7 separate regions of the Homo sapiens genome follow, and regions 1, 2, 3, 4, 5 and 7 are each linked to region 6. The links are chromatin loops, found by intact Hi-C in ENCODE. Cell type or tissue: PC-3. All regions are shown on one strand. Links, peaks and the distances in the headings refer to the core of each region. The heading gives the core; the rest is flanking DNA. Region 1 holds the start of HEMK2 (HemK methyltransferase 2, ETF1 glutamine and histone H4 lysine). Region 2 holds the start of LINC00161 (long intergenic non-protein coding RNA 161). Region 3 overlaps LTN1 (listerin E3 ubiquitin protein ligase 1). Region 4 has its middle 110 kb from the start of LINC01695. Region 5 has its middle 16 kb from the start of HEMK2. Region 6 has its middle 93 kb from the start of HEMK2. Region 7 has its middle 4.9 kb from the start of ADAMTS1.

Evidence for each region. Peaks named below come from ENCODE experiments on the same cell type or tissue, not always from the same donor. Only the 100,000 strongest peaks of a DNase experiment are listed, where the experiment ranks them.
Region 1: a loop joins it to region 6, with 9 times the contacts of the local background. A loop is called at or near these places in 2 of 110 quality-filtered maps.
Region 2: it touches region 6 in a loop (4-fold over the local background); 4 of 110 quality-filtered maps call a loop at or near these places.
Region 3: it touches region 6 in a loop (5-fold over the local background); 6 of 110 quality-filtered maps call a loop at or near these places.
Region 4: a loop joins it to region 6, with 4 times the contacts of the local background. A loop is called at or near these places in 7 of 110 quality-filtered maps.
Region 5: a loop joins it to region 6, with 6 times the contacts of the local background. A loop is called at or near these places in 2 of 110 quality-filtered maps.
Region 7: a loop joins it to region 6, with 7 times the contacts of the local background. A loop is called at or near these places in 6 of 110 quality-filtered maps.

What each region holds. Positions count from the first base shown.
Region 1 is chr21:28,883,206-28,887,639 of GRCh38, forward strand. HEMK2 (HemK methyltransferase 2, ETF1 glutamine and histone H4 lysine) reads right to left here and starts at 2,162. Exons shown (of 6, transcript NM_013240.6): 1 at 2,007-2,162. The coding sequence starts at 2,140. It also overlaps the pseudogene HSPD1P7. RefSeq lists enhancers at 1,461-2,020, 2,016-2,075, 2,021-2,579. In PC-3, for the core only: no CTCF peak of the experiment used is centred there; a DNase peak (open chromatin) is centred at 2,026; H3K4me3 peaks cover 1,892 bases; H3K27ac peaks cover 1,050 bases.
Region 2 is chr21:28,535,572-28,540,005 of GRCh38, forward strand. LINC00161 (long intergenic non-protein coding RNA 161) reads left to right here and starts at 3,747. Exons shown (of 2, transcript NR_026553.2): 1 at 3,747-3,957. In PC-3, for the core only: no CTCF peak of the experiment used is centred there; DNase peaks (open chromatin) are centred at 2,410, 3,580 and 3,890; H3K27ac peaks cover 4,000 bases.
Region 3 is chr21:28,938,186-28,942,619 of GRCh38, forward strand. It overlaps LTN1 (listerin E3 ubiquitin protein ligase 1), which reads right to left. Exons shown (of 30, transcript NM_015565.3): 25 at 3,035-3,221. Among named protein-coding and RNA genes, the nearest start is that of LTN1, 52 kb to the right of the region's middle. In PC-3, for the core only: a CTCF peak has its summit at 2,199 (motif pointing left); no DNase peak of the experiment used is centred there.
Region 4 is chr21:28,334,630-28,339,063 of GRCh38, forward strand. No RefSeq gene overlaps it. Among named protein-coding and RNA genes, the nearest start is that of LINC01695, 110 kb to the left of the region's middle. In PC-3, for the core only: CTCF peaks have their summits at 1,806 (motif pointing left) and 2,901 (motif pointing left); DNase peaks (open chromatin) are centred at 1,862 and 2,892.
Region 5 is chr21:28,867,526-28,871,959 of GRCh38, forward strand. It overlaps a transcript of HEMK2 not described here. Among named protein-coding and RNA genes, the nearest start is that of HEMK2, 16 kb to the right of the region's middle. In PC-3, for the core only: no CTCF peak of the experiment used is centred there; no DNase peak of the experiment used is centred there.
Region 6 is chr21:28,790,521-28,794,954 of GRCh38, forward strand. It overlaps a transcript of HEMK2 not described here. Among named protein-coding and RNA genes, the nearest start is that of HEMK2, 93 kb to the right of the region's middle. In PC-3, for the core only: a CTCF peak has its summit at 2,730 (motif pointing left); no DNase peak of the experiment used is centred there; H3K27ac peaks cover 882 bases.
Region 7 is chr21:26,848,083-26,852,516 of GRCh38, forward strand. No RefSeq gene overlaps it. Among named protein-coding and RNA genes, the nearest start is that of ADAMTS1, 4.9 kb to the left of the region's middle. RefSeq lists an enhancer at 4,259-4,434. In PC-3, for the core only: CTCF peaks have their summits at 1,523 (motif pointing right), 2,193 and 2,398; DNase peaks (open chromatin) are centred at 1,549 and 2,119.

The sequences.
Region 1 (4,434 bases), core at 159-4,158, 93 kb after region 6:
ATTTATAATTTCTGACAACTACTTTGTACTTAATATTGCATAACTCAAAATTACTAATATTTTGGGTACGTAATATAAGTCCATAAAAGTTATCTATTACCAAACATGGCTTTCAGTTAATTTCAACAAACCATTACATTAAAAAGTATGGAAAAATGTTAATCTAGGGTTGGAAATATTAATGTGAAAGACATCATTCCTTCGCACAAGGAGCTCCTAGCTTAGTATTTCCTAAAATAAAGTTTGTATTATTACAAAATTTATTTTTGAAAAAAGTTCCTCTATCATTTTTAATACCTAACATTCATAGAGCCATCAGTATATCCTAGAGAATTAAAAGGTCCCCCAATAATAGAGCAGGACAAAAATTCTTTTTCTGGACAGCTATATGCTAATTGGGAAAATAGTATCTGATCTTTGAATGTTAACCATCTTAGAATGCTGTTAACTATAAAATCTTCATTCTACTGTACTTTATCTTTCCATTAAATTTATTTTCTTGCCTATAATCTTGGAAGTTGCTTCTTTTTTAGAGACAGGCTCTTGCTCTGTCACCTAGGCTAGAGTGCAGTGGTGCCATCACAGCTCACTGCTGCCTTTAACTCCTGGGCTTGCTCAAGTGATCCTCCCACCTCAGCCTCCCAAGTAGTTAGGACTATAGGCACGAACCACAGTGCCAGCCCTCTATAATGTTATACATGCATCAAAAGCATAAATCATCCCCATTAAAAAGATCAGCTTGATGGCATTTAGGGAAATTTTTAGCACTGAACTCCCAAAACAACTACCCAGTGACAAGCTCCAGAGGTTTTAAACTTTTGGAACCAGTCTACACATCTGACAAGTCTTTATTAGGTGGTAGTAAGGTCTGAGAATCTCACCAGGTGGCTTCTCTTTGAAAATAACTATCATGGTCTCATAAATAATTAGAATTCCAAACTAGAAATAACCCAAGACTTTATAACAAAATCAGCTCCTTTTACAGCATACTTTGCAGTGCAATTTGTGCTTGTAAATCTTTCTGGGCTATCTTGAGAAGAAAAGACAAGTTATAAAACAGTACTGTTCCACTGTATATTCCAGTAGATCCAAAAGTTCCATCATCTACAATGAAAGACTAGTTTAATAAGAGCTGGGACATTTTATACTGGAGAAATATGACCAAGTTTAAGAGGGATAAATAAATACAATATAGATCTTTGAAACCTGAAAGCTGTTTGTTCCATCCTGAGAAAACCCAGTTCATCTTATCTTCAAACAAATCTAACAACCCAAATTCCTTACATTTAAAAATCACAATGTCAGTATTCATTCCTTCTGCTATTAATTTAAAATTGATGGCGATCACTTCAATAAATCCATTTAAATAAAGTGCTAGGGTAGACTATTGTCTGCTAGCTGCATGTAACTTTTTTTTGGTAACAATTAAATGAAAAATTCAGTTCCTCAATAGCACTAGCCACATTTCAAGCGCTCTGTAGCCACATGTGAGGACTGGCTGGTGCTAGAGTATGCTATTCAGTGGGTTTAAAAATATTTCCCCACTCCAGTAACACAACTTTCTTTCATGTTTGTTAAGGGTGCTTTCTATGTGCTGAGTAAATCAAATAATACCATGCAATTTTAATATGTAATACTTTAAAAATATTAATAAGCAATGTTTCCGGAATATTTTGTTTCCAAACGTGTTATACTATCGCTTCTCTCAGGGACATGTGTTCTTCAGATTAACAGGCGACAGGAAAAGATACGCCTTTGCATGGTAAGCAGTCAGGGAGCTCATGAGACAGAGCAGCCCCCTGGCAAAGGAGATGCGTCCCCGGCACACTCATTACTTGTAGCTACAGGAAAATTCTCAATTACGGCGTCCTGGCTGTCAATCATCTGCAAGTGGACCCCGCCTGCTCCGGCTCAGGGCGGTGATAGTCACCGTTCCGGCCCTCCTCCACCGCACTTCTTCAGAAAGCCGCAACCCTTTCCCGTCAGAGCCCCTCCCCTCCTCGCACCCTGCCAGTTCGGCAGCCGCTGCCTCCAGCGCGTCCAAAAGCAGAAACGTGTCCTCCGCGGGCTCGTACACGTCGCTGAAGGCGCCGCGGCCCACGTGCCCGTGGAACGGCGTAGCGAAGTTCTCCCCTGCCATAGTCCTTCGCTGCGTTCCATGCGCGTGCGCAGGGCGTGCGCATGCGCATGCGCATGCCCTCACCCTCATGCGCAGGCCTAGGAGTGGGGCTGGCGTCCCGGGCGACCAGTGTGTTGTTGTTGGGTCTTAATTCTAAATTTGTCAGTGGCTCTCCTTGAAATTGCTAAGTAGACAGTTGTATAATCCGTGACTATTGACATTTGCTTTCTTCTTTGGAACATTTAAATTTTATTCTGTGAACTAGAACCTGATAGTGGGCATTCTGAGTTGTTTTTGACTAAGGTGAATGTTCTTTCTTCATTCTAATGATATTTGGAAATTCTGTTTTATTCCTAGTTTGCAAGGATTTGAAAAAATACATAATAAATTTTACTGTTTTTTTGTCAGCTGAACTTTAAGCTTTACGCTATAAAGATGAAGACTTTCCTCGTTTTTTTACTGTACTTTATAAATTGCCTTCCTGATGAATCATGAATGCACTCTTTTTATAAACCTTAAGCAAGATGATGCGGTTTAATACACTGCTGAATTGGGGAGGCTAATAATCTGGCTCCGTTTTTTTTTACCAAGATTACGCTACCCTCGTTATGTGAGTTAGGACACTGTTTCTGGAACATTAGGTAGAAAGCCTTAAAACTGGCTGGGCTTGGTGCCTTTTTGAGTGAATGGATCTTTGATGTTTTGGAACATCTGTAAGTTATTAGACTATTCAAGTATTTGCATTCTTTTTGAGTCAATTTCTGAAATTTGTTTCGCAATGAAACATTTTTACAGCTCGTTTTTTAAATTTGAGAAATAAAAATACAGAAAAGTATTTGAGGTACAAATTTTATTTTATTTTATTTCTACTTATGTATTTTTTTTTTTTGGAGACAGAGTCTCGCTGTATCCCCCAGGCTGGAGTGCAGTGGCGCGAGCTAGGCTCACTGCAACCTCTGCCTCCCAGGTTCAAGCGGTTCTCCTGCCTCAGCCTCCGGAGTAGCTGGGATTACAGGCGCCTGCAGCCACGGCTGCCTAATTTTTGTATTTTTAGTAGAGACGGATTTTCCCCATGTTGGCCAGGCTGGTCTCAAACTGCTGACTTCAGGTGATCCACCCGCCTTGGGCTCTCAAAGTGCTGAGATTACAGGTGTGAGCCTTTAACGCACCCGGCTGGGTTACAAATTTCAAAACCCCAAGTTTTAAACCCAGAAATGACAGTATTTTCTCATGTTTCCTTAAAATATTTTTTAAATACAAGAACTAAAATATTACAAATAAGATGGATGTTCTTTCTCTATTTGCCTTCAGTTTAATTGTGTAACATTCTCTCCAAGGCTCTTATGGATTTAGTGTATGTCCATCTAATCCATGTAAAAACATGGATCTTGTATTTATACGTTTATAAACATTCATATCTTTATAAGCAACATACGGTGTATTTTAAAATTTACATAACTGGTACTAGGTTGGACATATTTTTCAAATTTCTTTTTCAGTCAACATTATATGAGATTTATGTTTTGATATATGGTTAGGTTACTCCTCTTAACTGCCATATAGAATTTTATTATGTAAAAATATGAAAAATATATATATATAGAAAGAGTTGTACTTGATCTCCTGGGTTCAAGCGATCCTCCTCCCTCAGCCTCCTGAGTAGCTGGAACTGGAACCATAGGTGCTCTCGCACCCAGTATTAGGAATATACAAATGTCTTTTTATCCAAAAATACAAAATAAATTATCTGTAGGCATGGACAGTGACAGCAGTAAAACATTATATATTTTGTCACTTGAAACCAGTAACTGATTGTTATAGTGATTTCCTAAACATCTGCTAGCCTTTTCTTCAGTCGTTTTCTCCAGCTGACTTCTCTGAAGTTATTGGTGAGGAATACTGCCTTGGGCTTCCTGCCACAGTTCATTAATTAAAGTAAAACGCTATTCTAATCATTAGAACTTGCCATTTCCCATAACACCTCCCGTTCCACCCATTGCACCCAATACAGGGTCCTTCTCTTTTTTTAGGAATTTCTTTGACTACAACTTCTGCTGTAGTTAACAGGCCACCCCAGCAGCATCCAGTAAAGCACTTCTCACAACCTTTGTTTTGTCAATAATTCCTTTTTTCCACCATATTCACAAAATCTGACCGTGGCATCACAACCAGCTTCTCAGGAACTGCATAATTTTCTGGACTATCAAAGATCCTTCAACACCCGCATTTTTAGCAATAGTCATTGCAGGAATTTTGAGTGTTTTCTTAATAGTTTCTGTACCAATTTTTTGATCTTCATTAGCTGGAGTCAATGA
Region 2 (4,434 bases), core at 331-4,330, 250 kb before region 6:
ATCCTCACTACAGTATCTACGGGTCAGAAGTCTTGGCAGAAGTTAGCTGGATCCTGTGCTTATTAGGGTCTCACTAGGTTGAAATCAAGGAGTCAGAGGGGGCTACCATCTTTTCTGAGACTACTGGTCATCTTCCACATTCATGGGTTGTTGGCAGAATTCGATTGCTTACCTCTGTAGGACTAACACCTAGCTTTCTTGCTGGCTCTCTGCTGGAGGCCACTGTCAGCTCAGTTTTGAGAGACCACTAAGCCATTTCAGGCCAACAGAATAGCCTTGTTTTAAAAGACATTATAACTATGTGTCTTTCCTGAAAATATTGGTAGAGGTCATTCTTTTCATGCATTACTTGTTGAGTTATAAATTTAGTCTCTGCTTAATTTTTATAAAGGATTTTTAACAGCATTTTAAGAAAATATAGTATAAAAAATAGGATGAGAAAATTGAGGCAAGGAGAAAATAAGTACAGGTGAAATAATGCCCAAGGTGAACGTTATATCCCAAACTGCATAATATAAAATTCTACTATATAGCTGTCCTACATTTACAATCTAAGCATGCTATTAATAGTTAACAAAGCAGAGAAGGAAACTGACATTCCTTCAGAAAAGCTTTTTTCAAGCACAGAAACCTAATCGAAATTTCTTCCATGAATCCTCATGAAAAGGGCACCAAGTGGTAGAGTGAGCAACATTGCAACTGGCCTCCCTAAATAAATCCAAAGGCATAGTTCCAACACATAAACTCTATAAAAATATTTAATAATTGTATAAGAAAACAAAAATGTGGTTTAATTTGGCATGATCTAGGCATGGAATTTAAAATACATTAAAAAACGCATAGACTACAAATTCTTTAGTAAGTTATCCATGAATAGCATTACTCAAACTGAGTTTTTGATAAAAATTACATGGCAAAGCATTTTAAGTTACATTCTCTGGCTAAAACCTGAAGGTTATACATGGCATGTAGGGAATAGCTAGAGGATTATCATGCTTTGACAATCAAATAGGCCTGCAGGGATACTGACATCCCCTTATTAAAATGAGGAGCCTAACTAAGACTTGGGCTTGGATAGACTTTCATCCAATGACTGTATGGAGTTGATTCAAGGTAGTGACTTTGGGCAGAGCCAACATTTTACTCACTCCTGGGGCTGATGCAAATATGGGCAAATCAGTAAATGAAGGTCTAAATTCTCCATGAAAGACTATGGCTGCAAGAATTTTCATATAGAAAATGTTATGAACAGGTGTTACAAATAACCAGAGCACCCATTTATAATGTTGGTGAAGTATCCATAGAACAGTGACTATAAAATCCTGAAATTAAACTATGTTTGTCTTCTGATGATTCTTTACAGTAAATCAGAAAAGCATTGGTATAGATTTTTCTCCAGCCTACTTAGAAGCCAAGGAATAGAAAAATTTGTTTAGTTACATTGGTCCAGAGTTTGAGATTGTCAAGGTGTCATGACAAATCTACCATAAATTTCATAAAACCACCAAAAGGTATTAGATCTGGAGAACACAGCAGAGTTAAGAACTTGACAATTATGGTGAGGGTTGAAGGACAGGCAAAAAGGGAGCAAGATAATTTGAGTGATAAAAATAAAGGGTCCTTTTGTTAAAGTAGGAAATTTCTGGCTTTCAGTTTCCTAAGAGAATCAGATCCGGTGGTGAGAAATTTCAAGGTATAATCACACACATGAATGGCTAATGTGAAATTAAGGAAAGTTTATAGAGTAGAAAAGCTTAGGAATGGTGAGTCTAGAGTTGCTGAGGACTCAATGTCCAACAGCCAAAATATACTCACCTACTTCAAAAGAACTATACTCTGAGCTTCAATTATTTGCTAGTTGTTATTTCCTATTTACTTATGTAAGTTACTTAGTTAAACTGGTTTGAAAACAATAGCCAGCAAATAAAGTGCAAATTGTTTCATAACTAATACACTTTGTCAAGCTAATTGAACTCTACGTGCTAAGGACTTTGGCATCAACAATGATGACTAATAGCTGAAAAGGGAGATGAAGAAAAGTTAATGTGAGGGAAAATGAAAACTTGGATTTATAGTGTAGTCCAATTGACTAAAGTTTCAAAATAATATTGACATACTGATAGTAAATGGAAAAAACGAATGGTGGAGAAAGCAGTCACGATTTCACAGAAAACCACTTCCAATAGAAATACCATTTTAGATTGCTCATCTTCTAAATGAATGTTTAAAATGCAATTTTTAAGAGAAAGTTTTATTTCCATTGTGGTTACTAATGCATCTGAGTCACTTGTATATTCTTCTCCAGTGTGATGTAAAAAAGGCCAATGAAGAAATAAATCACTTTGATAAATACCTATGTTTAACAGAACATCTTAGGAAGGTCATCCTTAAAGACCACGTGTTAAGTTGGCTGAGTATCAATACAATGAGTATGCATTGATTCACAAGGAACTCATGTCCCTAGGGCTCCAGTTTCTAAGAGTGGTCCACAGTGGTAGCTTCAAGCTGAACTCTGAACGTGAAATGAAATCCTATGTCATTTGAATTTTTTCTTTTTTTTTTTTTTTTGAGACCGAGTCTCGCTGTGTTACCCAGGCTGGAGTGCAGTGGCGCGATCTCGGCTCACTGCAAGCTCCACCTCCTGGGTTCACGCCATTCTCCTGCCTCAACCTCCCAAGTAGCTGGGACTACAGGCGCCCGCCACCACGCCCGGCTAATTTTTTGTATTTTTAGTAGAGACAGGGTTTCACTGTGTTAGCCAAGATGGTCTCGATCTCCTGACCTCGTGATCCACCCACCTTGGCCTCCCAAAGTGCTGGGATTACAGGCGTGAGCCACCGTGCCCGGCCTGAACTCTTTTTCTATTCTCGAAATTGTGAGATCCTCTGACAAATTCTGCTAACAGTTCCAAGGTTTAAAACTGGGGAAGTTAGAGACATGTTATTATTATTTTTTTTAATTTCAACTTTTATTGTAGACACAGGGAGTACATGTGCAGGTTTGTTACATGGGTATATTGCACCCAGGTATTGAGCATAGTACTCAATGGGTAGTTTTTCAACCCACATCTCCCTTGCTCCCTCCCCTGTCTAGTGGTCCACAGTGCCTAATGTTCCCATGTGTATGTCCATGTATGCTCAATACCATAATCCTAAGTGAATTAATGCAGGAACAAAGACATGTTTTTGTTTTTGTTTGAATGCTACATCTGGGGCTGGCTAGGATTGAGAAGACACTATGTCTTGCTGATATGTCAGTCGCAACTTCAGCCTCTTTTGTGTGTGTGTGTGTAAAAAAGAAATCTTTTTTATTTATTTATTTTCAAATTATAAATTCATAGGGTACATATGCAGGCTTGTTACATGGGTGTATTGCATAATGCTGGGTTTAGGCTTCTAGAGAACCCATCACCCAAATAGTGAACATAGTATCCAATAGGTAGTTTTTCAATTCTTGTCCCCCTTTCCACCCTCCCCACTTTTGGATTTCTCAGATCTATTTTTTCCATCTTTATAGCCACCAACATGAGTCTTTTGATGAAATAATGTTTGGCTGAGGTCCACAACTTAAAACAACATTCCAATATAGATTCTCATGATCCCTGAAGAAGTGTGTCTGATGTGGCTAAACATCATCAAATGAGTAAGTCAACATAGTAAAAGAAAAGAACAGTTCTTTATCAGATTAAATGAGCGAAACAGCTAAATGTCAAGTGACAAAACATTGGGACTGACTGTATAAAATGCTAATAACATCTACCAAACAGTTTACATTGTGCTAAACAACTTATGCACATTATTTCTTTGATTCTTTTTAACACATGGTTGTGGGCTGAATGGTGTCTCCCAAGAAGTCATATGCCGGGATCCTGTCCCATAGTGCCTCACAACGTGACATTGTTTGGAGTTAGGGTTGTTGAAGATGTCATTAGTCAAGATGAGGTCATACTTGAGTGAGGTGGGTTTCTAATCCAATGTGACTGGTGTCTGTGAAAAGGGGAAATGTGGACACAGGTCCACATATAAGGAGAACACCATGTGAAGATGAAGGTAGAAATTACAGTGATGTGTCTACAAGCCAAGGAACACCAAAGATTGACAGAAAATCACCAGAAGCCTAGAGAGGCATGAAACATTCTCCCTCAGAGCCTTCAGAAGAAAGCAATCCTGCTGGCACCTTCATCTTGGACTTTGAGCCTCTAGAACTGTGAGGCAATACATTTCTGTTGTTTAAGCCACCCAGTTTGTGGCATTTTGTTACAGCAGCACTGGAATCCTAATGGATGCTGTATTAGATAAATATTTTAGGCTTAGGTAGGTATTTTTTGATCACTTCTATGCAATGGCTTGACTATTGTTCTATTTGTCCCTAAATCTGGTTCTTCAGCCTCCCCAGTGATTCTGTGAGCTAGTGATCATCCTTTAACAGCCTTTT
Region 3 (4,434 bases), core at 304-4,303, 150 kb after region 6:
TAAATAAAAATTAGATATTATTGCATCAAAATTAAATTTCTTGAGTATAAAAATTATATTATGCTTATGTAGAAACATGTCCGTGATCTTAGGAGATATATGCTTAAATACTTTTGGTAAAGCATCAAAATATCTGCAACTTACTTTCAAGTAGATCAGCAGAAAAAAAGTAAATACAGAGAAAGTATGTGCAAATGTAGCAATATGTTAAAAGATGTATGTAACTTTTTTATCTAAAAGAGTATGTGATTTTCCATTGAATTATTCTTCCAACTTCATTGTTTAATTTTTCAAAACAAAAAGTTAGAGATTTTTAAAAAATTAATCACCAATATCAATGGACTTTTAAAAACACACATATACGACCCAGCAATCCCACTCCAAGGTATACAACACAAGTGAAAACATATTTCAACACAAAAGCTCGTACACGAATGTTCACAGCAGCTTTATTTTCAATAGCCAAAAAAAAGGAAACAACCTAAATGCCCATTAATGGATAAACAGATAGATAAACAAAATGTGATAGATCTACAAAATGGAGTATTATTCAGCCACAAAAATAAATGCAATACTTATGATACATGCTTCAATTTGATAATCTTGAAAATAATATACTAAAATAAAAGCCAGACACAAAAGACCAGATATGTGAAATGTCCAGAACAGGCAGATGCATAGAGACAGAACACAGTTTAATGGCTGTCAGGAGCTGCGGGGTTTGAGAGGAAATGGGAAGTGATTGCTATCAATTACAATGGGATGTTGAAAAGGTTCTAAAATTATATAGTGGTTAACAGTTGCACAACTCTGTGAATACAGTCAGCCCTCCACTTCCATGGGTTCCACATCTGAGAATTCAACCAATCGCAGATTGAAAACATTTGAGGGGCAAAAAAAGTGATTTAAAAAAACCAATACAACAATAAAAATACTAAAAACTTTAATACAGTATAGCAACTATTTCAATAGCATTTACACTGTATCAGTGATAACTAATCTAGAGATGATTTTAAGTAGTATACAGGAAGATGTGCATAGGTTAGATGCAGATACTATATGCCATTTTATATAAGGAACTTGAGTATTCGCTGGGGTGGGGGTCATGGGAGGGAGCCTGGAAACAATCCCCAGCAGATATCAAGGGATGACTATATACTAAAAACACCAAACTGTGTATGCTAAGTGGGTAAATTTTATGGTATGTGCAATATCTCAGTAAAGCTTTATAAAACAGACACAAAAACATACACATGTACATATACAACTTTTTCCAGTTCAATCTGATTTGCTAGTTTTTTTGAGAAAAAAGTTAACCCATGATTTAGGAACATTTAAAGTTTTCCGAAGAAAAATTCTGTTTATTTCAGGATTCATCTAATTAGTATTACTTAGTGGGTTATTCTGGTTTATCTGCCCACAGCTCAGTTCAAGTTTCAGACTCAATAATAATAAATGCTGCCGTATAATTTTGCACCCTAACCCAATCCCAGCTTAATGAAAAAGGTGACACATGGCCATTTTCCTAATTTCTGAATATAAAATGAGAACAAAACTCTTATACACAAATGCCTCAATCTGCTGCTATTTTTTAAAGATCAACAATATTTTAAGAAATTGATGTAAAAGCCAAATAAGGAGCTCTTGAAATATATCATCAGCAAATAAAACTAGCTTAAGTCACAAAAATAAGTGACAGGCCTAAAGAGAAAACTAATCTATTTAACAGCTAGATCAATGCTGCTTCTGTGATTTGACTTTTCCCCACAGATATACAAATGCAAAGATGCAAAAATTGATATCTTTGTACCAGGGTATAGGGTATGAGCAACAACATAAATTATAATTTAAAAATTCCAAAAAGTCACATTGGAAATGAATGCCATGAATACTTAATCACACTAAATGATAAACTAAATCTTTTTGTATTGACCTGTCAAAAGAAGGCACATATTTTATTAGGCTAATTCAATCAAAGATTGACAGAGATTTGGATCTTCCTTGTTCTTTTTGAGACAGGGTCTGGCTCTGTCGCCCAGGCTTGAGTGCAGTGGCATGATCTCAGCTCACTGCAACCTCCACTTCCCCGGCTCAAACTATCTTCAAGTGGGGATCCTTCTAACAGAAAAACTAGAGAGATCTTTCCAGTTTCTTCTTGGACAAGGTCTTACTTCCTAAACATGAGACAACAGAGACATCTAGTGGCTGCTAGAATAATTTGGACAAAATATTTCAGATATTTTCACCACTTAGGTAACAGTTTGAATTATTACATAGGTAATGTTTCACAGATCTCTCTCCAAACAGTGATTTTCAAGTAAGGTAAATTTCCAATGATGTATTAAGTTATATCTCCACAACAGAGTGACAAACTGACTCCCTCCGAAAAAAAAACAAAAAACACAAGATCCAATTCTTTTGAAATCATTACTATGATAGTACAAAATTAAATTATATAAATATTATTTCCTGAAATAAAAGAACCTGGTGACTACATTCAGTTAGAAAAAAGTTGATCTGGCCACCTATCAGAGTAATTACTTTTGCTTGGAAGGTAAGGTATAAGGGACAGGAGTAAACTTATTAAGCAGATGGAAGTTAGTTGGATAAAATGAGATTAGGCTGGGCGCAGTGGCTCATGCCTGTAATCCCAGCATTTTGGGAGGCCAAGGTGGGTGGATCGCTTGAGCTCAGGAGTTTGAGACCAGTCTGGGCAACACGGTGAAACCCCATCTCTACAAAAATATAAAAATTAGCCAGGCATGGTGGCTTGCACCTGTAGTCCCAGCTACTTAGTGAGAAGATCGGTTGAGCCTAGGAGGCAGAGGTTGCAGTGAGCCGAGATTGTGCCACTGCATTCCAGCACAGGCAACAGAGTGAGACCCTGTCTCAAATAAACAAAATAAAATAAATTTTAAAAGATGAGATTAAAACATAAGGATTTTCCTTTTATTAAACTGAAAGGAAGGTATTTAGAACAGTATCAGAAGCATATTAGGACAGAACTATCGAAAGTTGTCACATATTTATTTACCTGTGATGATGCAGCTTTGAAGAAAGTTAGTATTAATTTCCAAGTGAGAAGGTATCCCAGAACATAACAGAAGTCTTCACTCAGTGGTTTAATAGTAACTATCTGTCCAACAGGAATACACCCCAAAACATTTTCTAGTAAGTCCTCTTGAATGCTAAGAAGAGACATCAGTGCTGCTGGTGGTGACCTAAGAATCAATGATTAAACACCACAAGTTTTCTTTATAATTCATTCCTTAACAAATTGACAGTACTTGTAAACTTCAAGCATTTTAGAAAAATTTCTCTGTTTTCCAAAAAACGTTTTAAAAATTCCCCTCTATTGAGCCAATTTTAACTCCTAATCTCACATAACAGTAAAATAAAAAAGACATATTATAGCACTTGAAGGAAAGACATTTTTAGAAAACGTCTCTTTCAATTTTCTAAGTGAAAAAAAATCACACACCCAGAGAAGCCAAATGATGAGTCCAACGTCTTTCAGTTAGTAGGGGAAACTGTTAGGGATTCTAAATCCTACCCGGCCTTTTATCATCTTATAAAAGACAAAGTGAAGATTAAGACTTCGAACTTTGTCACTTCATTCTAGTTTCTATTTTATTGCATATTATCTACTTAGTACTATTAAGAAATATCACAATGATACTATTAATCGGATAAACACAGAAAATAATTATGTGCCTGTTTAAAAAATCATGATTGTAATCTTTTTAGGAAAATAAATGTACCATTCAGATTAATTCACAACAATGTAAGTTAATTTTCTTCTTTATTGAACTACTCTACTCATTTATACTTTCAGGTGAACTTATGAGATTCTCAAAAAGTAAAATACTTAACTCTCTTCTCCATGATACTCTAGCCTGGTTCTCTCCTTTCACTTCTGTGATCGTTCTTCCCTTGTGGCTTCCTTCTCCCAGCCCACAAGTACAGGCCTTCTCCAAACTTCTGCTCTTAGGTCTTTTCCTTCAACACCTCCATCTCATGTACCCAGCCTTCTATATTCCATACTGATAGTCACTAGATCTTATAAAATACCAGCTCCAAAATCTCTCCACTTTTCACATTGCCCTCCATGCATTGTTATTTAACTTCTGCAATCAGCTCCACCTCTGCTTGCTTCTTTTTACAATTCATGTTTCACATTAGTGTCAGAATCGGCTGGTGGCGCCCTATCTCCTACCAAGTAATGACCAAATCCCCCCAAAAAAGTCATTTTTAAGGCCATTTATTATAGGCCAGGAAGCATTCTGGCCTACAGCATTCTAGCCTATTTCTCTCTCAGAAATAAGAGAGAGAAATTCCTGCCCTCACAGAACTTACATTCCAGTAAAGAAAGATATTATCAATAAAACTATACATTAAGTGGTAACTACTCAATATTCCCCAAGCACATCCTCA
Region 4 (4,434 bases), core at 208-4,207, 460 kb before region 6:
GCTCCAGTGAGCTGTCATAGCACCACTGCACTCCAGCCTGAGCAACAGAGCAAGACCTTGTCTCAAAAGAGAGAAAAAAAATCATCTGTCACTTTTCTATATATGACAGTCCATATACAGTTATCATATATTGACCACTCTAAATCTAGCCTTCAGATAATCTGACTTTGTTTTTAAATATAAATTGTGCATTGGCAAATCTAAATCTACCTTTCAAAGTACATATAGTTTTATTTTTTTAAGACACTATCTGATTATTAACAAATTTGAACAAATTTGTCATGTGGCTGAGGATGAGGGGCTGGGAGAGGGGAGTGGAACTGCCCCTACACCAGATCATTTGATAGTATTTGTGAACAAAGATCAATGTCAAGTAAAAGGACCTTTTTCTCCACCTGGTCTATAAAGGACCCACCAAGGCACCTGAAATTCCCTTGCTCCTGTGGGACACTAGGAGCTGCTGTCCTCTTTCCTACTTCAAAGCCCCCTCCACCTGTTTCCTCTGGGATAGGGGTAGAATTGCCATAATGTTAAGCAGCAAAGGAATTGTCCAAAATAATCCCCTCTTCATGTAAGGTGGCCAAAACAGGCCCAAAACTCATTGACCAGGCTGCAAGGGGGAGGTAGAAACACATGCTCTGTTATCCCTGCTCTGTGTAAATTAGGTAACCTGATGATGAAGTTAAGAGATTGGGAGCTGCCTGCATCACTACCTCTGCCCATTGGAGAGGTTGGAGCTCAAGGGAGCAGCTGCTGACTGAGAAAGAACAAATGCCCCACTGGATTCCCCAGTAATCAGTAATTGGTATGTGAGTATTGATCCCCTCCACTGAAGCTGATTCCTGGTACGTCCAGGGGCTCTCATTCACCCAATGGATGGTCCAGTCCTGAAGGACACTACCTCCTTTCACTCCCAAATTAAGGAAGGATTAGCATTTTTCAGATATCAGAAATTTAACTCTCCTGATAGTCTCTAAGTCTATTGTTCTACTTCCAGACATTATACCTCTAATTGCCTTTTTATAAACACTCACTATTAATTAAAATGGGGGCTGTCTATAGTTGTTCAATCATTGGCCAATTTTTTGGAGTTCTGTTAATCCTAAAGCTTCCAACAATCTCTGCTACAATATAAAAATGTTTAAATATTTTGAAGGTGGCAGTGTCTAATAAATATCTAATAATTGATTTAGTACTTTCAGATAAATTCAATAAAATAATTCTTGCATTATGTCTACTAGAATAATTTTATTATAGTTATAATAATTCTTAAATACTAGCCTTTCGAAGGCATGTGATCTTCACATCATATTTTGTTGCTGTCTCTTCCATAACGGTATGATGTTTTAACATATTTGTGTGATAAATAAAATTTAATTTTTTAGATGAGAAAATCTGGTGTCAACATATATTTCACTGAAACAATGGCTGAAATTTCACCTGAAACAATATATTAAAATGATATCTGTTGAGTGTATCCTTTCTAAATTCAAATATTAAAACCACTATTGCAACTTGTTAAAATGTAAAAGTAACTCAGATTATAGAAAGAATTCACTAAATGATGCTCTAGTAACTTACTAAAGACATTTTTAATGAAGTCAATCAATATTTTCACTTATCTTTATGAGAGTTCCAAAAAGCTAGCATAATGAGCTTTTCACAATATATATTTTGTTTCATTATGCATAATATCACCTTAATGTTTGTGGGAATTTAGTGTTTCAACCATTCCTCTTACTATGTGTTGCTGTTTAGAAATGTTTCTAAATTTTAAGTTAGTTAAAGATCAGTGATTTAAAAGGAGCAATTCTGCCACCTTGTGTTCTGTAAAACCAGGATAGCTGCTTGCTTCCGGGAAATCGCCAGTACTTTCTTATCAAACTTGAAAGCTGTAACTCTGAATCAGAATTCTAGAATGATAATCAGCTGTGCCCGTCCCCCTGTTTATTTTCTTCCAAGTTTGCATGTACTGATCATGGAAGCTGGTTACTTAAGCTGTACCTGTGCCAGAGTTAGGACTCATTCCTCAGGATTTCTACTAAGGTTTGTAAAGCCAAACAACAAAACTTTAATTGCAACCATATGTCACTCTGTTTAAATTTTATTTATATATATATATATATATATATATATATATTTCAAATTTAGGATATATGTGTACATCAGAATTACTGAAATGCTAGTTGATACTCAGCTATACAGGTTATATTATACTGTTTCAAAACAATAATAAGAACAACACAAAATAAGCTTACAATGTTTAAAAACATACAACTTTTAAGAGGTAAGAAAAGTTGCTTGTGGTTTTTTGAAGTCAGATAATTAATAGAAGAAAACTTTCAAACTTTTGGTAAAATACAACTTTTAATCAGAAGATTAGAAATTAAACAGAAAAGGACCTACCGCTAATAAGGAAATAATCATTAACCTATTGATGTGTCTCTTTCTTATAACGGAAAGTGCTAGGAATACACAATACATTGTTTAAAGTTTTGCAATTTATCATTCTTCCCTAGAAAGGCAGAAGATGAAATGCCATCAAAAGCCTCAACTTCTGAGTCTGTCCTTCTCTTGTAACTTGGATTACTGAACTCTTTGTATCATCTGTTCCCTTTGTGGATTTATTTTCAAGAGAAAAATATACGTTAGTCTTCACAGGACTAAACTTTTTAAGTCTACGAAAAGGCTTCATCAGAAATTTATATACTTAGTGGTTGGAGTGAAGAGAGAGACCATCATTTTAATCAGATTCTCAAAGGCATCTATGTCCCCACCTTCCCAAAAGGATAAAAATTACCATAAAAAGTCTCTGATTTGAATTACACAACTCTATTCCCTATGAGTAAATCATAAAATTTAGGTGGCATGTTACTGCCATCTTGTGTCTAGTGAGTATCTCTTTCAGTTTCCATTAAGTGTGCTAGTTGGAGTGATCAATAAAGAAACATTCTAAATTCAACCTGTAGGATTCTGCAGGGACTTACATGAACAAAACATGGAAAAACAATGAACTTCAAGCTATAGGTCCCTTAAAGCATTATTAGAATTATTGTCTAAAAGAGTTTTAATAAATTATAGGGCTGCTCATGATTAAAGATTTCTCCTTAATAGTTTTAGTCTTAAACAACTCATACTTAGAGCAGGAATTAGAATTGGCAGGAATCTCATAAGAAAGGACACCTAGATAATAATTTTTCTGCAACCGAAGGCAAGGAAATATCACTAATTCATTGAGATGTTGCAATTAGTTTTTAAATCTTGGATTCTTAAGGTGAATTTCTCCAAGTTTCTGAGTATTCCACCCAACATGTGCCAAACTTCAAAACTTTCTAAAGTTTAGGCATTTCAACTTGAAAAAAAAATTTTAAAGCACAAACATAAAAGGAAAATGCTGTGATGTATTACACAAAATCAGAATAATTTTTCAGCATTGTGATTTTTAGTTATCTGGCCAAACTGTCTGTGTTGATTTCACATACAATTTAAGAACTAAAATTGCTTTTTGAACACTTATGTATAAAAAGTGATTGTAATTCTAAAATAATCCAGAAATTTAAGAAATGGAGGATTAGTTACAGACATCAGAAAGAAAACACAAAAGTTCCAATGCTAACCAGCCAGTCCAGCATGAACTTTTGAATATTATCAACTTCCCAACTGCATGGGAAGATGATTGGAGAGAGCTGGCAACTGCTTTTGAGTAATAAGTATATTTTGGAGCTCAATGGAAAGAAGAACTATTAATTTTCTTTCTCACTAGTGTGACTACAAAATTCTTAGTTGTAGAGGCATTCGCAGATATTATGAGGGTATTTCTAGCTAACAAATAATTTCTAGTTTAGAGGGAATTCAAAGTAACCCTTTGGTTAAAAGAGGATTTGGAAGCTGGTCTTGAAGCTGATTTTGAATAGCAGGGACACTGATCTGGTGACTTTGTGGGGAGAGCATCACTTAATACTGCTTTTGATAGATTGAAAACTGCTCTTTGAGAGAGGAAGAATTTGATCTCATGATATAGCACTTCAGTAAAAAAAAAAAAAGCAGAAATAAGTAGTATAAAAATAAGCACCAATAAAGTTACCTTTTCAGGAGAAATTTTCTTCATATTATATTTTTATCTGGTTGGGGGGGTTGGGGGTTGGAGACAGATGAGTTTAATTCAAATTCTCCAACTGACAAGCATTACTCATATTATCTGGATCAACTCACGTTGTTTGAGTCTTTGATCATACAGCTGGCTTCCTAAACATGACAGGATTTCCTAAGACTCCTAAGATATACTTCTAACAGGACCCTCAGTTAAAACAAATCATGCACGTTTCCAGGATCTGTTTCTGAGCCACTCAGATTCTTCTATTAACAAGCATATCTGAAGTCAGTGCCCTATACCCATTTTTAGACTCTCTTACCCGAGGGCAGCCTACCTCTCTG
Region 5 (4,434 bases), core at 233-4,232, 77 kb after region 6:
CCACTTGCAACCCAAATTAGTCTGCCACAGTTTCACTGTTGGCAGAAAAAAACAAGGCTTTTGGGTCAGAGACAAGGAACTTTATTACTCATAGTATTCATACAACAATTAGCATGAGCAACAGCATGTTTCATCAGTTTCCCCTTGCCTCAAGTCTTATGGGGGTAACATGGATGGGCCCAGATGGATCTGACCTCCTTGGCCTCCCACAGTGCAGGGATTACATCACGTCCAGCCTCAATTTTCTTTATAATGCCTTTTGACGAACAAAACCCTTTACTGCAACTGGATTTATCAGTCTTTTAGGGTCTGTGATTCTTTTTTATTTTATAGATACTCTTTCCCATTCCATTGTCATAAAAATATTCTCCTATATTTTTTCCAAATTTAAAATTCAACCTTTTTATTTACAACTTAATCAATTTTAGTGGACTTTTGTATATGGTGTGAGGTAAGAATCTAATTTCATTGTTTCCCTTTGTGTATAATCACTTATACAGTACTATTCCATTTGTTCTGCAGTTCCATTTCATCATATACACATTTCTATATATGTACATGTTTCTTTATGGACTTTCCATTCTGTTTCAGTTTATTTATCTTTGGGTCAATATAAAACTATCTTAATTACTGTTGTTTAATAATAAGTATTTGGCATCTGAGTAGCTCAAGCTCTCTCATGCTCCTCCTATTATCTAGGAGTGTCTAGGCTGTTCTTGGTCATTTGTTCCGGTTTTATGAAAAACACTTTTGAGATTTTGACTGGAATTTTACTGTAAGTATAGGAACAATTGGTATCTTTATAACAGTGAATCTTCCTAGTCATAAACATAAAATAACTTTCCATTTACTTAGGTATTTAAAATATCTTTTAGGCTGTGCATGGTGGCTCATGCCTGTAATCTCACCACTTTGGGAGGCCGAGGTGGAAGGATCGCTTGAGCTCAGGCGTTCAAGACCAGCCTGGGCAACATGGTGAGACCCCCGTCTCTACTAAAAATACAAAAAATTAGCTGGTTGTGGTGGTGCACACCTGTGGTCCCAGAAACTCAAGAGGCTGAGGTGAGAGGATTGCCTAAGCTTGTGGGGTGGAGGTTGCCGTGAGCCAAGTTCACGCCACTGCACTCCAGCCTGGGTGACAGAGCAAGACCTTGTCTCAAAAAACAAAAAAGTATTTTAATCAAATTGCATGTTAGTCCTGTACACGTTATATTTATTCCATGATGCCTTATTTATCATTTTTAGTCGTATTATTAAAATACATTTTCCTGCTTTGGGGGACTAACGCATAGAAATACAAATGATTTCTGAATATTGTTATTACAGGCAACCACTTTCCTAAGCCCTCTTATTATAATAAGTCAGTGGTTTTTTAAATATTTTCTTGGTAAATAATATCATCTGTTAGTGATGACAATTTTGTTCGTATTTTCCTATCCTTTTCCCTTTCATTTTTTTTTTTCTTTATTTTGCTGGCTAGGACTTCCAGTGAAAATGTTGAATAGGAGTGGTAATAGGTGGCAATTTTCTCGTTTCTGATTCTTATAGGGAATGCTTCCAGTATTTCTACTTTCAGAATATTTGCCACAGTTTTTTGTATACAGACCATGTTGGGTTAAGAAAGTTCCTTCTCTTCCTAGTTTGCCAAGTGTATTGAATTTCAACAAACGTATATCCACATCTGTTGAGGTGATAATGTGTTATTTTTCTTCCCTTTAACCTATTAGAATGATAAATGGAATTTATAGATTTTTCTATTAAACCGTGGTTACATTCCTGGGATAAACTCAACTTGGTCACAGTGTATCATCTGTTTTATATATACTGCTAGATTTAGTTTGTTGAAGTTTTCTTCTTTTTTCCTCTATGTGAATGTGGTTGGCCTGTCACTTTCCTTTCTTATATAACCCTTATCTGGTTTTGTTATCAAGGTTTTTGTCTAACACAATTATTTAGGGGAAAGAATTATAAGAACCACTTCTTCTTCTTGGGCATACAGTTCAACTATATTGGAACCACCTGAATGAGCCCTGGCCACTGGAATTTGAAGTCACTTATGCTACTTCCAGGACTGGCTCGAAAATCTCTCATGCATAATCTTCCTCTTTTTTCCATATCCACGCTGACTTAGAGGTTACAGGCTGACTGTGATGGTGGCACAAAACAGAGGGATCCTCAGTCTCCGAATGACTAAATGGAATAGAACACTTTCTATGCTCTGGACAAAGCACATTAGATTATAAAATGCATAAGCAATAAATTTTTAGTGTGTCACTAATAAAGAACTTGGTACATCAGTTGAACCTCTGCACATGAGAATAACATAGACTGTAAGATCGTGGCCCAGTTCACATGAATTTAAAATAATAAAATGTATACCCAAGAAACTCTCTGGCCAACTTCAGAACTGGAACACTGCCAGTCCCTTTATGCTGTTTATCTGGGTGCCTGGTTCTCCTCTAGCCTTTCTCCCAGTCATCCTTACCTCCTCTCATCCAACCGGTTAGCACTAGCCTGAATTTTTTGTTTATCATTATGTTGTTGCCTTTTTGTTTGCTTTGTTTTGGTTTTCTCTTATACTAAAAGACTTTTCAAATATATTTTAGAACAGTTTTAGCTTTACAGGAAAACTGATAAGGAAGTACAGAGAGTTTTGTTGTAGACACAGGTTAAAAAACAAAAAAAAGTATGGACTTTACACAAACCTCCTCTCCCTGACTGCACAAACACAAGCACAGTTCCCCCCAATTATTTGCATCTTGCATTAGTGTGGTATATCTGTTACAACTGATGAACCAATATTGATACACTATTACTAACTAAAGTTCACAGTTTATATTAGGGTTCACCCTCTGTTCAGTTAATTTTCAAAATGTCATTTCTTTTTTTTTTGAGACGGAGTCTTGCTCTTGTTGCCCAGGCTGGAGGTGCAATGGCATGATCTCAGCTCACTGCCATATCCGCCTCTGAAGCTCAAACAATGCTCCTGCCTCAACCTCCCGAGTAGATGGGATTACAGGTGCATACCACCACACTCGCTAATTTTTTTATTTTCAGTAAAGATGGGGTTTCATCCTGTTGGCCATGCTGGTCCCAAACTCCTGACCTCAGGTGATCTGCCTGCCTCAGCCTCCCAAAGTGGTGGGATTACATCGCACCCAGCCTAAAATGTCATTATTTCTTCCTTGACATATGAATTGTTTAGAAGCATGTTTTAAATTTTGTAAATGTATGGGGACTTTAAAATTTTATTTTTGTTATTAATTTATAACCTAAACACTTTATAGTCAGAGAAGATTAGCTATATCATATTGATTCTTTGAATTTTACAGGGACTTACTTTTGGTCTAATACGTAATTATGTTTGTAAACATCCCATGGGTGCTTGAGAAAGAATATGCATTCCCTGATTGTTAGTTTCAGAGTTCTATATTAGTCTATTATATCAAATTCACTGCTATTGTTCAAATCTCCTCTTTGCCTTTTTGGTCTCCTTGATGTAGTACTAATTGAGACAGACAATTTGAAATCCTCCTGTATGATCAATTTGCAAATTTATACTTGTATTTTTCTTTATTTTACATAGTATGAAGCAATTTTCCTGGACACAATTTTAGTAAAGTGTAAACCTTTATCATTCTTTAGTGTCTGTATTAGTCTGTTCTCGCATTGCTATAAAGAATTACCTGAGACTGGGTAAAGAAAAGAAGTTTAATTGGCTCACGGTTCCACAGGCCGTACAGGAAGCATGGCTGGGGAGGCCTCAGGAAGCTTAAAATCAGGGCACAAGGTGAAGAGGAAGGAGGCACGTCCACATGGTTGGAGCAGGAGGAAGAGAGCGAAGAGGGAGTGCTACACACTTTTAAACAACCAGATCTCGCTAAGAACTCACTATCACGACAACAGCAAGGAGCAAGTCTGCCCCCATGATCCAATCACCTCTCACCATGCACCTCCTCCAATACTAGGGGATTAAAATTCAACATGAGATTTGAGTGGGGACACAAATCCAAACCATATCAGTGTCCATGTCTATTCCTAATTAGCTTTTAACTTTGTACTCAGCGTATTAATTTCTGAGAGCTACTGTAACAGTGTCACCAACTGGGTAACTGTTTGTTGTAAAACAAACACATCCTCTCACAGTTTTACAACTGTTTGTTGTAAAACCAATGCATTCTCTCACAGTTCTTGAGGCTAGGTGTCTGAAATAAAGGTGTGGGCTGGACCATGCTCCCTCTGAAGCCTTGAAGGAAGAATCCTTGCCTGCCTCTTCCAGCCTCTGGCAGTTGCTAGCAACCCCTGGCATTCCTTTACTCATTGACTCATCACTCCAACCTCTGCCTCTGTCTTCATATGGCCCTATGTCTCTGTTTCTGTGTTCAGATTTTCCTGTTCTTACAAGGACACAAGAGATATTGGATTTAGGGCCCA
Region 6 (4,434 bases), core at 304-4,303:
CTGTGAAAGACACAGCACAAGAATACCCCAGGGCTGGTGTGAGAAAAACATAGCAGGATTATCTGATGGAACAATTCCGGGCACAGAGTAAGGGATCTATCCATAGTCACTGAATGAATAAATACTTCTGTAGCTTCCCTCTAACTTTAGGAAAAAATATTAATGAAGGAAAAATGAATTCTGGATTCATTGAGAACATTTTGGAAATAGTTTAAATGATATTGCATATGTGTGTATTCTAAATGCTTTTTTGTATTTTCTAAAGAATATTTTGACACAGGAAGGGGAACATCACACTCTGGGGACTGTTGTGGGGTGGGGGGAGGGGGGAGGGATAGCATTAGGAGATATACCTAATGCTAAATGACGAGTTAATGGGTGTAGCACACCAGCATGGCACATTTATACATATGTAACTAACCTGCACATTGTGCACATGTACCCTAAAACTTAAAGTATAATAATAAAAAAAAGAATATTTTGCAAATAAAGTAAAAGAAACACCCTTGATTGACAGTATTCCATTTGTGAGCCAGTGGTTAGACATAGAAAATGATGGATTAGGGACAGCAGGTAGACCAAGAGTTCCCAACCTTGGCTGCATGTTAATATTACCTCAGTTGCTTTTTTAGAATCCCAATTCCCAGGTCACACCCCACACTCATGAAATCAAAATCTGTGTGGGTAGAACACAGGCATCAATATTTTAAAAAGTGATTTCATTATGCGATCAAGGTTGAGAATAACAGATATGACTCTAATTCTTCTCTTGTCCCATGGAATAGTGTACAGAAAGCTACATTTGGGACAAGCAATGGATAAAAATTCACCCTGTGTTTCTGAGATGGTGGGGTATTGTTCCTCCTGGATAAAGAATCTTTCACCTTTTTCTACACTGTGTTTTCAACTGGGAGGTGAATAAAGTGGAAACAAAAAATAAACATAATTCAAAAAAAGGGTGAGAGAGTGGGGCTAAGGTAAGCTGAGTGTTCAATATTTCCTCTTCCAACAAGATTCCTCTTATCATGCTCTATTTGACATAATCTTATAAAAGTTAATGTTTAATAGAAACATACAAACAATTTTAAGAAATCTCTACTAGCATTTTGTGTCAGGGAAGGTCAAAACTGAGACCCACTACTCTGGTGTCTTCTGCTACTGGATTTATTTGTGCCTGGGTTGACCATGAGGGAGTCATTGGCAACTTTAAGCAGCAGTAGGAGGATTGGCCAATCCACTGTGCCCAAATTACCAGAGTGACTCCATCTTGAATAGGGGACGGGGAAAATGAGGATGAGACCTGCTGGGCTGTATTCCCAGGTTAGGCATTCTAAGTCACAGGAAAAGACAGGAGGTTGGCAGGACTGTTATCACAAGATACAGGTCATAAAGACCTTGCTGATAAACCAGGATGCAGAGAAGAAAAAAAAAGAAAGCCCACCAAAGATGGTGGCTTTGGCCAAGATGGCAACGAAAGTGATCTTTGATCAACCCCACTGCTCATTATATGCTAATTATAATGCATTAGCATGCTAAAAGACACTCCTACCAATGTCAGGACAGTTTACAAATGCCATGGTAGTATCTGGAAATTACCCTATATGGTCTGAAAGGGGAAGAATGGTCAGTTCCAGGAAATGCCCGCCCCTTTCCTGGAAAACTCACGAATAATCAACCCCTTGTTTAGCATATGATCAAAAAATAACCATCAAAATGCCAACCAGCAGCCCTCTGGTTGTTCTCTGTATGAACATAGCCTGTTCTGCCTATGGAGTAGCCTATCTTTTATTTCTTTACTTCCCTAATAAACTTGCTTTCACTTTATTGTGTGGACTTGTCCCAAATTCTTTCTTGCTCAAGATCCGATACCCCTCTCTTGGGATCTGGATCAGAATCGCTTTCTGGTAACAAAATCTCTTAAGCCCCCACAAGTGAGAGGGATGAGACTTAGAGGGAAAAGCTCAGGGACTCCAAAGACTATTCAATGGAAGGTCCTCTGTGCCCTGCTCTTGCGGTTGTAAGAAACAGAGTCCCATGGTCTATCTCAGATGATGTCTTTCTGGGTGAATACTTGGTACAATAAGAGAAATGTGACTTCCACAAGAATCCCCAAATTGTGAAATGGTCTAACTCAGCAACAGCTGTGTATTGAACCTCTGCCCCTAGAGTGACATGGCAATGCTCCGTCTTGCTTTCTACCTGCTCAGCAACTGCTGAGCTTATCAATACTGCGTCTTCTCTTCCTCATTATGCCTGCTTTCTCAAGAGTACAGCTTCCTATGCCTTCCTAGGGTTCTCACTGTTTTTCATCTCCATCTGGATCTTTTCAGCATTTGCTCCCAATGCCCAGGTAAATCAGGGGCACCTAGGCATCAGTATCTTCTAAAGCTCCCCAGAGGATTCAATGTGCAACCAAGCAGATAACCACTGCACCAAAGAACAGTGGGTACAAGTAAGGCAACTTGGATTTATAATTACCACCTTAGCCCAAAAGGAAGAAAACTGGAGAAGGTAACTTATAATGCCTGGGAATTCTGTTCTCCTTGCATTTTATTTTAATTCAGTGTCTTGTTTCTCTATCTATACAGCACACATTTATTCACATGGATTTTAGTATTTTAACTGTGTTGTACTTAAAGGAAAGCAAACATGCCTTCTGAAGTGATGGTCTTTGAGCCACTAGTCAAGAGATTGGGGCTCTCTAATGAGCCAAGACTCCCATCTAGTGGTAACCACCTCTGAATTGCAAATAGAAGGTTTCTCAACTTTTATTAATGACAAAACTTTTTGGGAAGTGGCTGGTCAATTTCAATAACTCATTTGCCTAAAACGAAATGCACCTATTTGTCAAAAGACCTTTGCCACTTCCAATCTGTGTGTGTAAATATCCCCGGGATAAATTATTGCTATTTATTTGAACTTATGAAGGAAAACCAACTTCACTTCACGATTCTGTCAAATAAGTGTGTTTTAGTGAATTCAGAGGTTGTGTGACTGATAAAAGTAAGTGGTTATTATGAAATAGTTCATACACATCCAAAGTGAAATGACTAATGATAAAACCTTAGAGGATGCTGTGAGGTGAGTGGTGGTCCCTGAAAAAGTATGTCAGCATCCCAATCCCCAAAATCTGTGAATGTGACCTTATTTGGAAATGGGGTCTTGGTCCATATCATTATTATGTTATGTTAAGAATCTTGAAAACAGATCATCCTGGATTATCCAGGTGGGCCCTAAATCTAACACAAGTGCTTTATAAGAAGCACAGAGAAGAAGAGAAAAAACAGGGAGAAGGAGTCAAAGGCCATATGAAGACAACAGCAGAGATTGGAATTAATGCAGCCAGAAGCCAAGAGGACATCTGAAACCACCAGAAGCTGAAAGAGGCAAGAAATCTCCACTCGAGCCTTCGGAGAGAACATGGCCCTACTGACACCTTCATTTCAGACTTCCAGCCTGAAGAACTTTGAGAAAATAATTTTCTGTTGTTTTAAGACATCCACTGTGTGGTAATTTGTTACAGCAGACTTAAGAAAGTAGTATGGTTTCCTCTTCCTTTCTTTTCAGTACACTCCTTCAGAAAACAAAAATAGCATATTTGGAAATGACCTAGGTACCTAAAGTTTTTTTTAATAATATACATATAAATTCATTGCTCTACAATATTATAGGATGGTATTCAATCAACAGCATAAATACTTCACTGTCTACCTACAATTTTCAAAGGTATTTTGGATAGCAAACTTTTCATTTCAGAAGTTTTTCACTACAAATACCTTAACTGAAAGACTAATCAACTAAAATTCTTCTTTCTAAGATAGAACATGAAGCAACAAGAGTTTTGCCTAAATATGGATGAGTGTAATGAGAATAACTCAAATTTCATGTCCAGTTGGGACAGCACAGTCAATTCAACAGGAATGTTTATGAGTTGTTTATCATGTGAAGTATTTGGAAGGTATGCAAACACTAAAAACAACAATGTCAATACAATTAAATGGAGGCATTCATAAAACTGTTGTTCAGATCAGCAGGTAATCTTGTAACTGCATATTTGAGAATTTCAAGGAAGGAAATGTACAAATAATCAAAGGCAGAAAATTCCCTTCAGGAAATGTGGTATCCACATATTGTATGACAAGCTTGCTTTTACTGAATAATGCATGAAGATGTCTGTTTTAAATCGTTCACTGACTACAGAGTTGACAAATAACCACTGAAGAACAATGGGACTGGGCACCAGATGCCTTTGTTTCATATCTGACTCTGCGAAGGCTGTTTCTTTCCTAGGGAACTGGGGGTTCTATGTAACATGAGACTCAAGCAAAAAGTGTGGATTCTGTGGTATGCTCATGGGATGGTTCCAGTAAATGTGCTGATAGAATTCTGGGGCCCAAGAGTTGACGATGGGTGCCATTAAAGTCCAGACCTGGT
Region 7 (4,434 bases), core at 210-4,209, 1.9 Mb before region 6:
AACATGGCTTTTTTATTCTCTGGGTTTCTATCCAGATTTCTGTTCTTTTGCATAATGACTCCAATCTGTTGTGCACCTGTAGTTCTGGGAAATGATTCTTTTTTAATCGCTTCAACAGAGACATGGATGTTGGAGTTGCCAACTACTAAGCTGAAAAACTCCATCTATGCTCAGAAGAACATTTAATCCACTTACTTTTTCTCTTTTATTTAAAGATTAGCACTCATCAGGCATTTGTGGTAATATGCAAATATATACATAGGACATATATGTATATTTATAAGCAAAATGTGAATTGGAAAAACATTTGAATGTAGAAACAAGACCACAGGAGTAAATTTGTACAAGGCACTAGTAAAAGTGACATGTAATATGGGGTTCTTGTAGTGAGTTTCATAATCCAATTTTTGCTCCTTGATTTGAATGGGCACCCAAAATAACACATGCTATCCTAATCCCTACTCCCCATATTTTGGGTTTTATTTTTATAGAATACATATGGGCTTATATAAACATTAATCTCAACATGTTCTAATTTACATATGTAAGCTAATTTTTATTTCTAGAGATAACAGAACAAAACTCAAAACATTTGACATAAAATTATTGGAACAATTAACAGTTTGACCTATTAAACACATTATTGTCCTCTATGAACAGAGGGACTGTCTGAAAAAAAGAACAAGTTGTCTGCATTTTAAAGTGAGAGATAAGCATCAAGGTGTCAATTTCTATTTACACCTTATGTGTTCTTATTTGTTTCACAGATTCATATGTTATAGACACAATATTCTATTCACAATTTTCACGACGTCTATACCAAAGTAAGTATTCAACAAGTAGCCATGAAATGAGGAAATCTGGTAATATACATGAGCTATTAGAATTGTTTTAATGTAAACATTGTCTAGAGAAACAACTAATGTGCATATTTCATAACCGGGAAATGCTTTTTATTCACATTTTAGTACCATAAGATTGACTAATTAGAAATAGGGAAGCTGTTTGGTATTAGTCCTACTTTTGGGAACATATGGTCTAAAGTAATATTGGACAAATGGATATTTTAATTGATCACAAATGAGAAAGTAGTTAGAAAACTTCTAGTTTAAACAGGTTATATACCCAGAAGTATTGCAAATATTGGAGACAGAAAAATTATTGTAGCTTGCATTTAGACTCAAAATTGATATTCCCTCCACATCATGCCCTCACAGAACTCAGAGGAGTATGATCTGCCAGATCGACTCCCTTTGTGTAACTGATGCAGAAATGAGACTCAAAAGGGTTAAGTAGTTTTCCCAAGATGTCATAGCGAGAGTCAAACTGGGGGCTTAGAAATGACTCTGACTCATAACTTTTAATCAACTGTTTTGACATTTTAACCTATCTAATTGTGTAGGAGGTAATTATATTGTCAGACTTTGGAATGATGTTGTTTCCAGTAAAGTTTTGTTTTAATTATAAATAGGAATTTTCCAGCAATAAAAAATTTCCACCTTAAAAGATTCTCAGACTTTAGTACATCTTTCTCCAAACACAAGGTGGCGATGGTCTACAACAAATGATGTGCGACTTGGTGTTTTTTTTTTTTTTTTCTTTCCTTTCCTTTTTTATTCTTAATAGTTCAAGTTAAGAATTTGCAAAAGTTTCACATCTTCTCAATCATGTTTAATAAATTCTAATTAAATATTCTCCTACCTCCTAGTATTATGGAAAATATTTTAAAAATATTACAATGTTAAATGAATTTATTCTTGAGGGCATAATAAAATGCGTTTTTAAATCAACTACTTTTTAATTATGTGTTTGTATTACCATAAACAAAAATCCAATTAAACTTTAAAGAAAGAAAACTGCCTCTGACAAAATAATACTGTGGACCGCTTTTATTCATTACATTTGAGAACTTCTTGTCATTCAAATGAAAAGATTAAGTACATTTGCAATCCACTAAAACAGATTAAAAACTCATTCATTTATTCAATAGATATTAAGTACATACAGTATGTTTAGTATACATTAATACTTGACAATCAATACTGGTTAACTGGTTTCCCTGGTTTAGAAATTTTCCTTAGCAACAACGTAAGGCTTAAAATGAAAAAAGAAAAGTGAGAAAATGTTCTACCACCAGGTGGTGACAAAAGATAAAATTTAAAATCGCTCTTAATGAGCACATACTTCATGTAATTCTTGAATACTGCAAATATAAGTGACTTCCGAATGTCATGTGAATTTAAAATCATATTCTAGGAATATTTTATTAATTAAAGCAAATTAATATTAACATATTATCTCTAGTTTAATAAGTGCTGGAATTGGAAGTGGACAGTTTTAGTCAGCAGGCGGCACTTGAGACCATGGAATAAGATATTTTAAACTATTTCACTACTGCTTTTTTTCCCCACCCGGCTTATAATTATTGATTGGCTGATTGAGATAGGAGCTGGTCACCTCCCTACACTTCCACTAGCAGGGATTTAATCAGAGGCTGAAAATCAATTGTCCTTTGAAAGTGATTTTTGCTAAAGATCAAGAGCAATATTTGGTTATATCTCAGCCTCTATCCTACAATATTTATCATTTTATAATGCTCTTTTGTGTAAGATACAATAAATCTTATTAATAACCAAAAACTGAATTATGAATTATTGCAATTCATTGGCCATCTACTTGGGCAATTACAATGGTTAGTAGCTCAGAAGCACTGATATTTGAGCACTGTATCTTCAGATTCCGAGGCCTGGGTTAGGATGCTTGCTGCTGGAAACACTGGCTGGAAAGCTTTCTTGTTCCATGTGGCTCTCAGGTCACCCTGAGAACTGGACACACTCGTAATTGGTTGATGGTAGGCTTGTATATTCATGAAATGTTGATTGGAAAGGCCTAGACAATCTCTCTAAATACATAATTGGACAAGATTGTTGAAAGGATTAGAGTTGGACACTATTCTAAAGTGGCACAATGTCTAAGCATAGAGGCTGGGGGTCTTCCTGTTCCCTGCACTTAATACCCTGGGAGCTAGTGGTGGAGAGCCACGTAATCCACATTTGAATTCTGGCATTCTGACTGCTGCATCCTTACTTTGTGGCTTCAGGGAAGCCATGGATCATCCCTGAGCCTCAGCCTCCTCATATGTAAAATGGAGATGACAACAATCCTGACTTGAAGGATAATGCACCATTGTATTTGCTTCCTCCTCTGTCTCTTCCTTCCTAGTTACCCCCTCCTGTTTCCTAAACTTACTTGCCCTTGCCTCCCCACCTCTACAGGGACTGCATGCACACAAGCCCTTTTCTCAGGTTGTGCTTTCTGGGCTAAACTGAGTTGAAAACAAAGAGCATCAGGAGATCTTCTAGATGGGACTGCTCACTGATCAGAGGGCAGTAGAACCCGTTTGCTGGTGGTGAATGGAATGGGACCGCCCCCGGCATGCAGTGTCAGTGCAATGACAAAGAGTCTCTGTGTGGGATGAGGTGGTAGTATGGGGTGAGAAGCAGGTTTATGCAGCAGCAGCGGCACTTAGACAGTATGAGGAAAATAACAATTGAAAGGAACATGTCATTGGATGGGTTTTTGATAGTTGCTTCAGAGCAGGGGCTGGCAAGCTATGACCTTCAGGCTGACCATCTGTTCTTGTAAATAAAGTTTTACTGGAACAAAGTCACAATCATTTGCTTATGTATTTTTCATGGTTGCTTTCACAATACAAAGCAGAGTTGAATAATTGCAAAAGAGAGCAATGTCCACCAGTCCAAAATATTTGTTATCTGGCCCCTTCAAAAAAGTTTACCAGTGCCTGTTTTGAAGGTTATTTTGGAAATACAGAGATTATATACAGAGATTACATCGTTTTCTAACTTAATTTGAAGACATGCCATAAAAGTCACTTTTATCTCCTGCAATCAGAGAGCAGACGATGCTGAAAATCTAAAAATGTATAATCTTATAGTTGTTTTATATTAAAGTTAGGGTCCTAATAGAAAAACTATGGGATTCTGATACATAAAATGCAGACATTTGGATGGATGAGCCCCAGATTCTCCTAGACCCTGCAGAGGCAGATGTCACCCCCTTGCTAGAAGAGAACACCCTTTTTTGGCCTACAGACTGTAAAGTTCTCAGCAGAGGCAGGTGCCTCAGAAGGATACTTGTCCTGCTCATCTTCTGCCCCATTTCCCCCTCATTCCTAGCCTCTTAAAGTCTAAAATTTCTTCGGGAACTTTTGTTAAGAAACACTGACCATATGTATTAGTCAAGATTCTTCAGAGAGATAGAACATATGTATTTAATGAGATTATGAGGAATTGGCTCAGACGATTATAAGGCTGAGAAGTCCCAAGACCTCCTGTCACCATGCTGGAGACTCAGGAAAGTCAGTGGTTTGATTTTAGTTCAAGTCTGCAGGTCTGAGAGCCAGGGGAGTCGATG